Linked DNA regions of Homo sapiens: region 2 is linked to region 1. Evidence: read pairs that join two places in POLR2A ChIA-PET (ENCODE). Cell type or tissue: PC-9. All regions are shown on one strand. Each heading gives the region's core, and the rest is flanking DNA. Links, peaks and the distances in the headings are about the cores only.

Region 1 (6,650 bases), core at 1,332-5,331:
CAGAGAGCTAGAGGCTGGTACAGCTGGGGCTCCTCAGGCATCTCGATTTCTGTGTGTTCTCCCACATGAGTTCTTCAGCATGGCAGCTTCAATGTAGACTGACTTCTAACATGTCAGCTCAAAGCTCCCAAGGCACATGTCAGAGAGAAGAAAAAGGCAGAAACCGCATCACTTGTGAACCTAGCATGGAGAGTCATGCAGTGTCACATCTACTGAATTCTACTAGTTAGAATCAAGTGGGTAAGGCTGGCCTATATTCAAGGGAGGGTGAATTAGACTTTGCTGGGAGGAGTGTCAAAGAATTTGTGGCCTTGTATTAAACCTACCACAAAGGGATTTATTTTTCATGTATGATGTCTAAAGGGAAGCAGTACTGTATAATATGGGGCTCCATGATCTAATAAAAACCAAGGGTTCATCTGTTCATCTATAATTCTGCTCTACCATTTTTAGATTGGCATATTGTCTCAAAGTTGCAAGCTGACTGCTATAGATCCAGACATTGTAGCCATGTTCAAGACCAAGAGGGGTGGAAAGAATAGTGCCTGCAGTTCTGGCCTCTTTTATTAGGAAATCAAAAGCCGTTCCCAAAACCCACCTCAGCAGAATTCTGCTTATGCCACATTGGCCAGAACTGTTACAAGGCCACCCCTTGCTTCAAGGGAGGTTAGAGCAGTGAATATTCAGCTTCTCCTTTCTCTACTGTAGAGGTCAGCGAGGATGAAGAGAGCCAGAAATGGGCATTGGGTCAGTCAAGCCATGCTTCTGACCTGCAAAGCCTCCATATCAGACCCAAAAATTCACAAGTAAGTAAGTAAGAGCTTCAAAGAACTTCTCTCCCTCAGCCAAGGTTAACTATAAAATGACCCAAATATGCTTAACAGACCAAAAAAAAAATTGGCTAATGAATGGAACTATTTACAACTGTATTTTTGCAAATAGAATCAAAAGCTAGATATTGAATTAAATGAATTGTTTCTACAGTTTAAACAGGAAGCAGAATGGGTTTCCCACAGAGCCATTTGCCGGCAAGATAGGAGGGACAAGGAAGAGGAGAGACCACTGACTTGTGATAAAATGTGAAAGCTGCCCTGCAGATTACCTTGGCTTCAGAGGCCTGGGGCCTAAAAATAATTTGGGGGCAGGGCAAAGAGGAACTCTTCACTTGTAAACCTAACCCAAATTCTATATCTTATTTTATAGAACATTCCTTCTTTTAACCTTGTTACTCACTAGTGAATGGAAACAGGAAAAACATTGTGAGTTGATGGATTTTATCTAACCCATCTGCAACGATTATTCAAATGTAAGCTTTAAAGTTTTATAACATTTAGCTAAAGAAGAATCAAAACTCTTTTCATTGCCCCGTGTAAGCACAAACACTCTCCTCGCCCTGCCAATTTGCCAGTCTACTGTCTCATGCTATGGTCTCATACAAGGATAAAAAAAATCACACCACAGCAGATATTTTTATAGACCCTTCATTCATACAAGCCTTGGCATATGACCGCAACAATAGCTAAAACTGAAAAATGAGACAACTGGATTTACTGACTGATAGTGTCTAGAACTCTCTCCCAGGTAATTTAATAGATGTACGTGAAAATGTGTGCTTTAAGGAGGACGCTGAATGTGAAGAAAGAATGCAACCACAGTGAGAGCTCCAGTACAATCCCAGGCTACAACTTCCAATGTCTGGTTCATCCTCAGAGAAAAAGGAATGAGGAAAGGAAATATTTTCCTTTAAATTGAAAGAACTCTGACATAAGGAAATTAAATAATTGATCCAAAGTGATGTTGCTCCTATTAAACAGAAAAAAAAGCACCAAGGCCTTTGCAAGCACTCCCATTAACAGTTTAATTTAGAATAGAAAGTAATGCAGGTCTTTATTCTAAACAATGGCCAACTTTACCTAACACGAAATAGACTCTTCTTAAACAAAACTCATAAAACATATACTATGGGAGTTACCAACCATTTTCTGAATTATTTATAAGCTAATGCTCTGCTTTCAATGTTTCTATCAGCTGCAAAATTTAATTAAGAAGCAAAGAATGGGCTTATAGAGATCATGACCCTACGTATTTCTTACTCATATTTCAAATTATAATCATGTCATGATGAAGTTTGATCCTCGTGGAGTGTAACAAAATAATATATTTGAACTTTTTATTATTACCAGTTTAGAGACCTACTATAAGATACTTCAGATACTCCCAAACCACATAGCAAAATTCGTAAGTGCAGTAATTACCATAAATGTACTCTGTAACTCTCAAAAGCAACTGCCAACAGTTCTAGGCCCAGGATAAGTGTTCAATTCATACTCATTAAATTTCATTGAATATTCAACATCTTTCACAAACTCATATATAATCTTTGTGTATGAAAATATTTTTGAGATTGAATATTCCCCACACTCATTTCCAACTAGAAATTCCCATTGGGTTTTGAATGAAAAGATTTATTAGATCTACTCAATTAGGTGACAAGATTAATAGTCCCCATTAAACCCTAATTTGCTTTTTATTCCGCAAAGACTAACACAGATGTAAAACAGGTGTTGGCCACTCCCAGAACATATGCCTAAGACAACAAGCAAGCTGAGAGTAATTTGGTACACGAACTGGTTGTCCCTTCCATGCCACCTCTCCATTGACAGTTATGCTGGAAATGAGATTTAACAGCAAAGATTTCTCTTTCCTACACCATGCCCAACTTCCTCAGTGCTAGTAGCTTTGGATGTGAGAGGAAGACCACACACACACACACACACACACACACACACACAGACACACACAGACACACACACACACACTGAGTTTAGATCAACAAGCATATACTGAGTGCCCATTACCAGGTGTCATGCTGGAATTATAGGCACAGGTGGAGCCTCAGGAGTCAAGCTCTCTGAATTCACACCCCAGTTTATCTCTCAGTAGCTGGATAGCCTCAGGCAAGTTCCTCAGCCTTTCTAAGCCGTAGCTGCTTTACCTGCAAAACAAGGATACTAATAACACCTACTTCATGGGAGTTTGTGACTATCAAATAAGATAATTCGTATACAGTTGCCTGGCATCTAGTATGTGCAATAAACTGAGCTATAATCACCACCATCATCATCGCAGCATAGCCTCAGTCTTTATCCCCAGGTAAACTAGGGTGAAAAGACACATAAACAGATTATGCCCATTTTTTGTGAGATGGTAAGTGGACTTCAGAAAAGAGGCACTTAGCTCAACGTGGAATGCAAGGAAGGTCTCTGAGCTGAGAGTCAAAAGGTGAGTAGAGTTAGCTGGATAAAGAGAGTTATTTTGGTCGGATGTGGTGGCTCATGCCTATAATCTCAGCAATTTGGGAGGCCAAGGTGGGCGGATCACTTGAGGTCAGGAGTTTGAGACCAGCCTGGCCAACATGGTAAAACCCCATCTCACTAAAAATACAAAAATTAGCCGGGAGTGATGGCGCACACCTGTAATCCCAGCTACTCGGGAGGCTGAGGCAGGAGAATTGTTTGAACCTGGGAGGCGGAGGTTGTGGTGAGCCGAGATCGCGCCGTTGCACTCCAGCCTGGGCGACAGAGTCAGACTCCGTCTCAAAAAAAAAAAAAAAAAAAAGGAGCATGTTGTGTACAGGAACTGGATGTGGTTTGCTATTACAAGCAAGAAATTCAAGACGGGGAGGGATAGAAGATGAGGCTCATGAGGAAGATAAGGACTAGGTCACAAGAGGTCTCATAGGTCATGTTGAGGTGACTGAATTTCCTCCTTATAGACCAAATTTCCTAAGACAGTTTATAGAAATTTCTAGTGTTCACAGAGGCATTTCATGAAAAATTCCTTGGTATTCCTCAACATAATAGCTTCACTGTGACTTCTTTTTGAAGCATCCTAAATTTCACCCCTTTAGTAATTCACAGTGCATGCGTTAGCATGTTGAAGGCTCTGAGAAGTTTTACAATAAAGGAACCTCTTTGCCTCAATTTAGCTCAATATTTTTTAAATAGATTGTACTTCAGGACACCATTTTTACAGAATGCTGAAAGATATTTTGCCAGATTTTAACAAGAGTAATGAATTGGGCAGTTTAGCTTCATAAAATTGCTCTAGCTACAGAGATGGAGTTTAAAGGAGCACGCTTGGAGAGAAGATGTGAAATGATGGTGAGCCGGGACAGAGAAGACAGAGCAGATTCAAAAAAATATTCAGGAGGTAAAATCTGTAGGTTTTGCTGGTAACAGTGGAGTGAGGGAGACACAACTGTCTAGAATAATACTTGGAGTTCTGGCTTGAGTGAAAACAATAGTAATGCCACTTACTTCAAAAGTAATACAGAAAAACATGATGTTCGGAAAGGAATGAGGGATGGGTAAGGTAAAAAACTTAGTATGAGACATCCATGAGTCTTCCAAGTGAAATAATAGGTAGCAATGCGTCACTAAACCATTCTTCAGTCCTAATCTAAACCAGGTCATCTGACAAGTAATTCCTTTCTCTTCCTTAGGAGTCAAAATTTTTAGGTTAAGATTCCATAATGCATTGTGTTCATTTTAGCAGCAAATTTACTAATAATAAGGTTATTATTTAATCATTAAAACACTCAGGCTTTTCTTAATGCATTCGCAAATTAAAATATGCAAATGTACATATGTAGACAGGTGAATATTGCATTACTCAAGATAAATTACTTAAATTCTCACTTAAAAAGTGAATCTGCAGTAGAGCTACTACCATTATCCAAATGTCACAAATATACCTAAATAGGTTAATTTTTAATATATATTGTAGTGAATCATTTAACAAAACTAATTTTTATCTTTTTTTTCTATCTCAGCTTCTTAAAAGCAAAAGATACATCTTCATCTTTGTGCCCTGAGGGTTCAAAGCAGTTTAAAACACATGGAAAGTATACATTAAAATCTTGTTGAATTAATAAAATTAATTAAAGCAAGTCACAGTAATAAATACAAAATTGACAAGTTTTCAACTCTACTCTGTCACTAATTGATCTCATCCGCCCTCTTCGCTTTACATATGATCTACATGCTAATGATTTCCAAACTGTTATCAGCTCTGCTCTCCTTTTGAACTGTTATCATCTCTGCTCTTCCTTTCAACTTTGAAAGTTGAACTTTCAACTTGAGGCTTATAATTTCAACCTTACTTGACTTTTCCATGTGAATGCTTACCAGAGACCTTAAACTTCATGTGTTCCTGGTAGCATTACTGGTTGCCTACCTTCACAGTATCCTTTCACCTCTTACTTCCTATAAAAATGCCTCCAATTTTGTTCAGTGAGCCACTGTGACCAGCTAAAAAGCTCAGCCTCCCTTGCAGCTGGAATTGGACACATGATATAATTTTGGTACATAAAGTGGAGGTCTGGGGTATAGATTTCTGAAAAAGCTTTTGCTTTCCTGACATAGGCACTACCCCTACTTCTTTCAGCTTTCCCCTTCTCCTGTCTTACATGCAGACCCTATGCCTAAAGCTCAGTCCCTCTCTTACATAGGTGAGAGTGAAGGACATGATAAGGATGCTCAAGGAGAAGAGAGAATGTGCCTGCGATCTCAGTGGCATTTGTGAGCTACCATACCAGCTGGGTCTGCCTATTTTTGACACACTTTTGTGTGGACAATAAATTAATTGATTAATCAAAGAGCTTGTTTGCTTAAGATATGGTTTGTCAGGATTTTGGTTCCTCTGCAGCTGAACACAACCACATATGACATAACATACAAAACAAACATTTTGATTTTCATCTTCAAAGAGCACCTGATGACCACCTCCCCAACCATCTCACAGACCTATTTCTTTCCCAGTCATAAACATGTCAGTTTCTACCATCACCATTCATTTGGTAGCTTAAGAAAATATAAATTTGGGTATGTCCCTGATGCCTCCTCTCTGTCTTTACCTCTAAACTATATCTTCAAACCCATCTTCTCTCTTCTTCCACCACCTAGCCATCCAACCTATCATCATAGCCTCTCAGCTGCCCACTCTGCTGCAGTCTTGACCCCCTGCAATCATCCTCCACATAGCATTCAGAGCAATCATTCAAAAACACCTATTAGGTCACGTCACTCTCAATTTTAAAAACTTCCGATTGCTTCCTATTTTACTCATAATAAAATCCAAGTGCCTAGCTGCAATGGGCTGAATGTGTCCCCCCAAAATTATATGTCAAAACTCCATTGTGATGGCATGTGAAATTGGGGACTCTGGGAGGTAAATAGGTCATGAGGGTATCATGAGAGTCTAGCCTTCATGATGGGATTAATGCCTTTATAAGAAGAGACATAAGAGTGCTTGCTTCCTCTCTCTTTCTCTCTCCACCATGTGAAGGTATGGGAAAAAGAAGTCATCTGTCTTCAAATCACGAAGAAAGTCCTCATCAGGAACCAAATCATCTGCCACCTTGCTCTTGGACTTCCCAGGCTCTAGAACTATGAGAAATAAATTTTTTGCTGGATGAAGTGGCTCATGCCTGTAATCCCAAATTTTTCAGAGGCCAAGGCAGTAGGATCACTTGGGTCCAGGAGTTCAAGACAAGCCTGGGCAACAAAGTGAGACTCTGTCTCTCCAAAAGTCAAAAACTTAGCCAGGCATGGTAGCATGAGCCTGTGGTTCCAGCCTTACAAGAGGCT
Region 2 (6,650 bases), core at 1,315-5,314, 130 kb before region 1:
GCAACTGGTGACTGGGGAAGGAGAACCTGGTCGAAGACAACGTGAAGGAACAAAATTAGTCAAGAAGTATTTCATCAAACTAACCAATTGTACCAAGTTTGCCGAAACGCTTACCTGTTCTGAAGATTCTGCTTGTGACGGGGAAGGTAGAAGCTGCTGCTTTTATAGCCCCCAGGATACTGACTTTTTTTTAATTGTGAAAAATATGACATCAGCAATTATCTAATTTCCAGTACTGTCTTCTGAGAACGACCTAACCACCACAGGAGCCCACAAAACACCACCTCTATCCTTTCCACCTTGAGATGCAAGTGTTTCCCTAAAACGTCACTATTAGAGCCCGGAGGGTATTTTACAGACAAATCCCAGAAATTTTCTAAACCCTACATATTTTTCAAAGAACACAATTGTTTTGTCTTAGTAGAGTTCAGATTTAGTATAAAATGTTTTGATCTCCTATAGTGGCTGAGTAAGCATTTTGGTCACGGACTCATTTTCCTACCAGCTTTATAGATTCTTATCTCATTGGAGGTGATCAGAAAAAAAGGACCCATGTCCTATATCCTCTGCTTTAAAGTAAATGGTAATGACAGCTAACAGATCATTCCATTATTAAAATAATTTTATCTCATTTTTAAACATGCTGAATTCTAAACCAGACTTATGTTTCAAAAATAACTGTCTTGGCTAATCTAATTATTGTTTTCTTCCCTTTTTGGAACTATTTTTAAGTGATCATAACAATTAAGGCAGAAGTAAATATATCTTAAAATTGTATTAATTGAATTATAATCAATATCAACTTAAGTTTGTAAATACTAATGCTGAAAATCTGATCTCCTTTTTTCTTAACATGTAAACTTTTTTTAAAATAAAAGAATACCATGGATATAGTTCATCTTAAAATTTTACCTAATTCTACACTTCACACAAGTCTCAACATAATATTTCCAAATAATCCTATAACAACTATATATGTGTGTGTATATATATTATATATGTGTGTATACTATATATATACATATATATGCAACATTTTATATATATACATATATACACACACACACATGGATGTCTGAAGAAGGGAATATAGGAATATAGAGGTTCCGCGTTACCTTCAAATTATTTAAAAATACACCTAAAACTAGACTGGAAATTCTCCCGCAGAGCAAGGAAGCAAATGCAAGTATCAAAATGCAAATACCTATTGCTGAGGGAAGGAATGTGAATTAGTGCAAATTTGTATAATCAGATTTTTCTCCTCACAACTAGTTAAGATCAGGAGTGTTGAAGAACTGGAAGTAGGGATGTAAATAATTGTAAAACCTAGACCACTTTTTGAGATGGCACAGACCTAAGCAAGGTGCCACTGCAAAGGGTCGGAACCACATGAGGACACTGAGCATTTGTGAAGGTGGCCAGAGGAGAAAGAAGCAAAAATGAAGATTAGTGAGAGTAAAAAACACCACATGATCACACTTGCATGTGGAATCTAAAACACTTGAACTCATAGAAGGAAAGAGTAGAATGGTGGTTGCCAGGGGCTGGGTGGGCAAGGGGCAGCGAGATGGGGAGATGTTACCCAAAGGATACAACATTTCAGTTAAAGAAGAGGAATAAGTTGAAGAGCTCTATTGTCCATCATGGTGATGATAGTTAAGAACAATATATCGTATGCTTAAAAATCACAAAGAGCATAGATTGTAAATGTTCTCATTACAAAAAAAAATTTCAAGTATGTGAGGTAATGCATATATGTTAATTCACTCAATTTAGCCATTCCACAATGCATGCGTATATCAAAACATATATGAAATCAACCTAAGTATCCACAGATGGATGGATGAATGGATAAAGAAAATGTGGTATATATACACAATGGAATACTATTCAGCCATAAAAGAAATGTAATCCTGTCATTTGCAATAACGTGAATGAACCTGAAGGACACCATGTTAAGTGAAATAAATCAGATGCGGAAAAACAAATACTGCATGATCTCACTGATATGTGGAATCTAAAAAATAATAATGATAATAATAAAGTTGATATAGAAGCAGAGAATATAACAGTGGTTTACCAGAGACTGGGGGAGTAAGTGGGGAAAGGAGGATGGGGAGAGGTTGGTCAACGGGTACAACGATACAATTAGAAGGAATAATTTCGGTGTTCTATTACACAGTAGAATGACTGTATTTAACAGGAAAATATTGTATTTTACAAAATAGCTAGAAGAGAGGCTTTTGAAGATTCTCACCACAAAGTAATGATAAATGCATGAGGTGATGGATACACTAACTAACCTAATTGTATCATACAGCATACACTTATATCAAAACATCAAATTATACTCCATAGATATGTACAATTATAATGCATCAATTTAAAAAATAAGTAATTTTTAAAACATCATATTGTGTAACATAAATACTGTATATATAATTTTTATTTGTCAAATAAAAATAAGATTTTTTTTCTGAATTGAAAAAAAATAGGTGTGTTCCAAATGTTTCCTTGGGGTTGACCATGGGCCCAAGAAAAGATGATGAAACTCTTCCTTATTCAGTTTCCTATTATATATGGCCATTTTTGCCCAGAACTCCGTATAATTCTATTAGCACTAGATTTAAGCTATTCATCGATTAAATAGGCTTTTGTGGGTTTGCCTGGGAAACTGACCAGCATACATAATTTTCTTTCCACGGGAAAATAAGTTTTGACATCGTTGAATTACATGCTTTCGAGGGAAGAGTCTCTGTCTCTTTCGTCTTTGTGACTCCAACACTTAGAACAGTGCTACACACATAGGAAGGACTCAATAAAAGCATATTGACAGCCTTTACGGTATTTCTAAAGTTGATGTTTGACCCAGTCCTGCTTACCAGCTTATTGTTCCTGAATAGAAAATAAATCACTGTGAAACAGAAAGAGAATGTCAGAAAATTGCAAAGCCCTCTTTAAGAGCAGCAGTGTGTCTCTTATTCATTGTATGCCCCTGATGGACCAAGCATCAAGAAGATAGTGTTAATGGAGCCTAGATCTTAAGTTTCAATGAGTTTAACTAAAACTCACTAAAGGGAAAATCTGCTCTGGTGTTGTATGGGGGTTTCTGAACAGTCATACTAGGAGTCTCAGAAATATTTGCTATTAGAAGAGATTGTGAGGCTGGGCGCAGTGGCTCACGCCTATAATCCCAGCACTTTGGGAGGCTGAGGTGGGCAGATCACCTGAGGTCAGGAGTTTGAGACTAGTCTGGCCAACATGGTGAAACCCTGTCTCTACTAAAAATACAAAAATTAGCCGGGGGTGGTGGTGCACCTATAGTCCCAGCTACTCGGGAGGCTAAGGTGGGAGAATCGCTTGAACCCAGGAGGCTGAGGTTGCAGTGAGACAACATCACCGCACTGTGCTATAGTCTGGGTGATAGAGCAAGATTCTGTCTCAAAAAAAAAAATGGAAGAGATTGTGGGTATAACAAAAAGGTGATCCTGTGAAAACAGCAACCAGAGACATATGTATGCTAAATACTTTCAGATTATAATGGGCCTTTTCTGCAGTTGTTTCCTTGTGAATTTTCAAGTCTCTCCCAAAGCCACCGCAGATGAAGAGCAACCCCAAAGCCCACCTCCCAGGTCCCAGACAGACCATACCCATGGTTGATTTGGAATATGTAACAATTTACCTGATCTAATGCCAAGAAGGACTAATCAGAATCCTCAACCAGAAGTAGGCTTTGGCTGTCTCATTCACTATACTGTGCCTAGCACATGGAACAGTGCCTGGCATATAGTGGCAAAATAAATATTCATTGATCACATACATAAAATAGTTTCCCAACTCATTGACTGATGCTAGAAAATCCATGACTGGAAATGCATTCTTTAAGACACAAATCTCCCTAGAAGAAAGAAGACTTCTGGTATCACAGGTAAAAAGATTTGTACTCATCATACTCTTCAGTCCAGTGCACATGATCATTGTTCCATACAAGTTTCTGTGTGTGTGTGTGCACACGTGCGTGGGTGTGATCCTACCCTCATCATTCTCCTTCCCTCCCCACTAAACACCTACCACCACCTCTACCATTGCCATAGGTCATGGCTCTAATGTTTCATGTGTATTTCTGAATATCGATGCATCCCTGTGCAAAAAGAAGTGTTGTTTAGTGTGTGTAGGTATTTTTATTTTACAGGAATGGCTCTCTTTCTTACCTTTTTACTGAGCATGATGTCTTACCATCTGTCCATGTTTCTTTGTGTAGCCTCTGCTTGTAATGTGACATTCCAGAGTGTGTACCGACCACATCTTACTTATTCATTCTCCAACAGTGGGCACCTGAACTGCCTCCAATTGCCCAGACCACAGACATTGTAGCTCTAAACACCCTTAACCAAGTCATTTTTATGGTATTTTTTGAGAGTATTTTTGACATAATTTTTGAAGTATGTCCACTAAGTCATAAGGATAAGTTTATTAGCATTTACTAAATATTGCCAGATTGCTCTCCAGAAAGAGTGTTAATCTACTCTCACACCAGCAAATAAAGCTTCCTCTGTTTCCTTAAATCCCCCTCCACACTTCGTATGATCCAGCTTTAACTTGGCCAGGCTTTGGAGGTTTAAAATGGTATCTATCTTGTTACTGTTTTAATTTACATTTTTCTTCATACACTAGTAGCCACTCGGGTTTCCACCTTTTATACATTGGTTACTTACATTAGTCACTCATTTTTCTAGCGGGCTTTGCTCTTTTTCTGTTGTTGATTTGTAAGAGTTCCCTGTATATTTTTGGTTGTAGCCATAACAAACTCTCCTCCTTTTGTTTTGTTTTTGTTTTTGTTTTTTTTGAGACGGAGTCTCGCTCTGTCACCCAAGCTGGAGGGCAGTGGTGCAATCTCAGCTCACTGCAACCTCCACCTCCTCAGTTCAAGCAACTCTCCCACCTCAATCTCCCAAGTAGCTGGGATTACAGGCATCCGCCACCATGCCTGGCTAATTTTTAGTAGAGATGGGGTTTCATCATATTGGCCAAGCTGGTCTCGAACTCCTGACCTCAAGAGATCCACCCACCTTGGCCTCCCAAAGTGCTGGATTACAGGCATGAGCCACCACACCTGACCTTCTCCCAATTTTTTATCTGTCAATTCACTTTGTTTATTTGGCCTTTGTTGAACAGCAAGACTTAATTTGGATGTCATCTAAGACATTATTTATAATTATATGATTTGCACTTTTCAAGGTTTGTTTGAAAAGCCTCTCTCCATCCCAAGGTCACAAAGACATTCTTCTATCTCGTCTTCTATTTATTCTATGGCTTAACCTTTCACAATCAGGTCTTTAATGCATTTTTGTATGTGATGAAAGGTAAGAAATCCAACTTTATTCTTCTCCACATAGTGAGCCAGTTTTCCCAACATAGTCCACTAAACAATGTCTTTTATCATATGTGAATTTCCCATACATAGAAATATATATCTGAGTCCTCTTTTTTGTTCCATTGGTTTATTTATTTTTCTTTTTGTTCTTAAGCCAGTCATTACTGAAGAGTGTCTTTAAAACTGAACAGGAAATTTTACGTTTTTTGCTCTACTTTTTCAGGGCTGACTTAGCTATTCGTGGACTTTTCATATATATTTTATATAAAGCTTATGATAAATTTGTCAAGTTCCTGGAAAAATATGGCAGAAATTTTTACTAGGTTTTTATTTAATGTAAAGACCAGTTTAAGGAGAATTAACATCTTTGTAATGTGAACTCATTACATCCAAGAGTATCGACCATGTCTCTGCCAAAGACCTTCTTTTATACCCTTTTGCTAGTCTTTCAAAAATTTTTTCACTGAGGTCTTGTGTATAAGATTTAATTCCTACTTACTTCATGGGAGAAGTAAGATGCGAAGCTGTTATTAGTCACATTTACCTTGGTGTGAATAAGTACCCAGCTGGCTTGGAGAAAGGGATTATTCAATTACTCATCTCCTGAGAACACGAAGAGCAAGTGATTCACAGCCAGTGAGGAGAAGAGGTTAGAGGTACAGCAAAAAACAAAAGCTAGAGACTGGGGTTTTCAAACATAAACTGCATTTACTTCCCACTTCTGCTCTAAGGTAACCCTGGTGGTACCCAGAGTAACTTCCTACCAGTCCCACCTCACCTGCCACAATCTGCCCACAAAGACACTTGTCAACCATAGCCACCTTTCCCTTCTTCCTGGGGACTGAGTCTTCTCAGTCAGTATTATATCTCATCTTAAAGAGAAGACTCTATCCACAGGAATGTGTCATAATGTAAACGAGCATGTTTTTCTCCCTACTAATGCTAAGTACTGAAATCAACTTAAAAGATAGAGGAAGGCAACATTTATGGAAATTCTTCACTACTCTAGTGCAAACAGAATTTGATATTAGCTTCCTAACATCTGCCCTCTACTGTCATAGATTTTTTGAAGACCACAGGTACATCCCAGTCTCTCTTTTCATTTATTATTTTGGCGAGTAAATAGGTGTAAAGAGTCATAACCCACACTTGCTTCTGCCACCAGAGATTCAAAACACAATTAATTTACTAATATCGGTGAATATTTTATCCCAGTTCTCTAATCAGTTTTAGAGTTATTAACATTTTTCACATTTTGCAGACGCTACATATTATT

The links. Peaks named below come from ENCODE experiments on the same cell type or tissue, not always from the same donor. Only the 100,000 strongest peaks of a DNase experiment are listed, where the experiment ranks them.
Region 2: POLR2A ChIA-PET joins it to region 1 with 16 read pairs; 1 of 35 experiments calls an interaction of 5 or more read pairs at or near these places.

What each region holds. Positions count from the first base shown.
Region 1 is chr12:68,380,608-68,387,257 of GRCh38, forward strand. No RefSeq gene overlaps it. Among named protein-coding and RNA genes, the nearest start is that of MDM1, 52 kb to the left of the region's middle. In PC-9, for the core only: no CTCF peak of the experiment used is centred there; a DNase peak (open chromatin) is centred at 2,974.
Region 2 is chr12:68,253,469-68,260,118 of GRCh38, forward strand. It overlaps IL22 (interleukin 22), which reads right to left and starts at 136. Exons shown (of 6, transcript NM_020525.5): 1 at 115-136; 2 at 1-26. In PC-9, for the core only: no CTCF peak of the experiment used is centred there; no DNase peak of the experiment used is centred there; H3K27ac peaks cover 154 bases.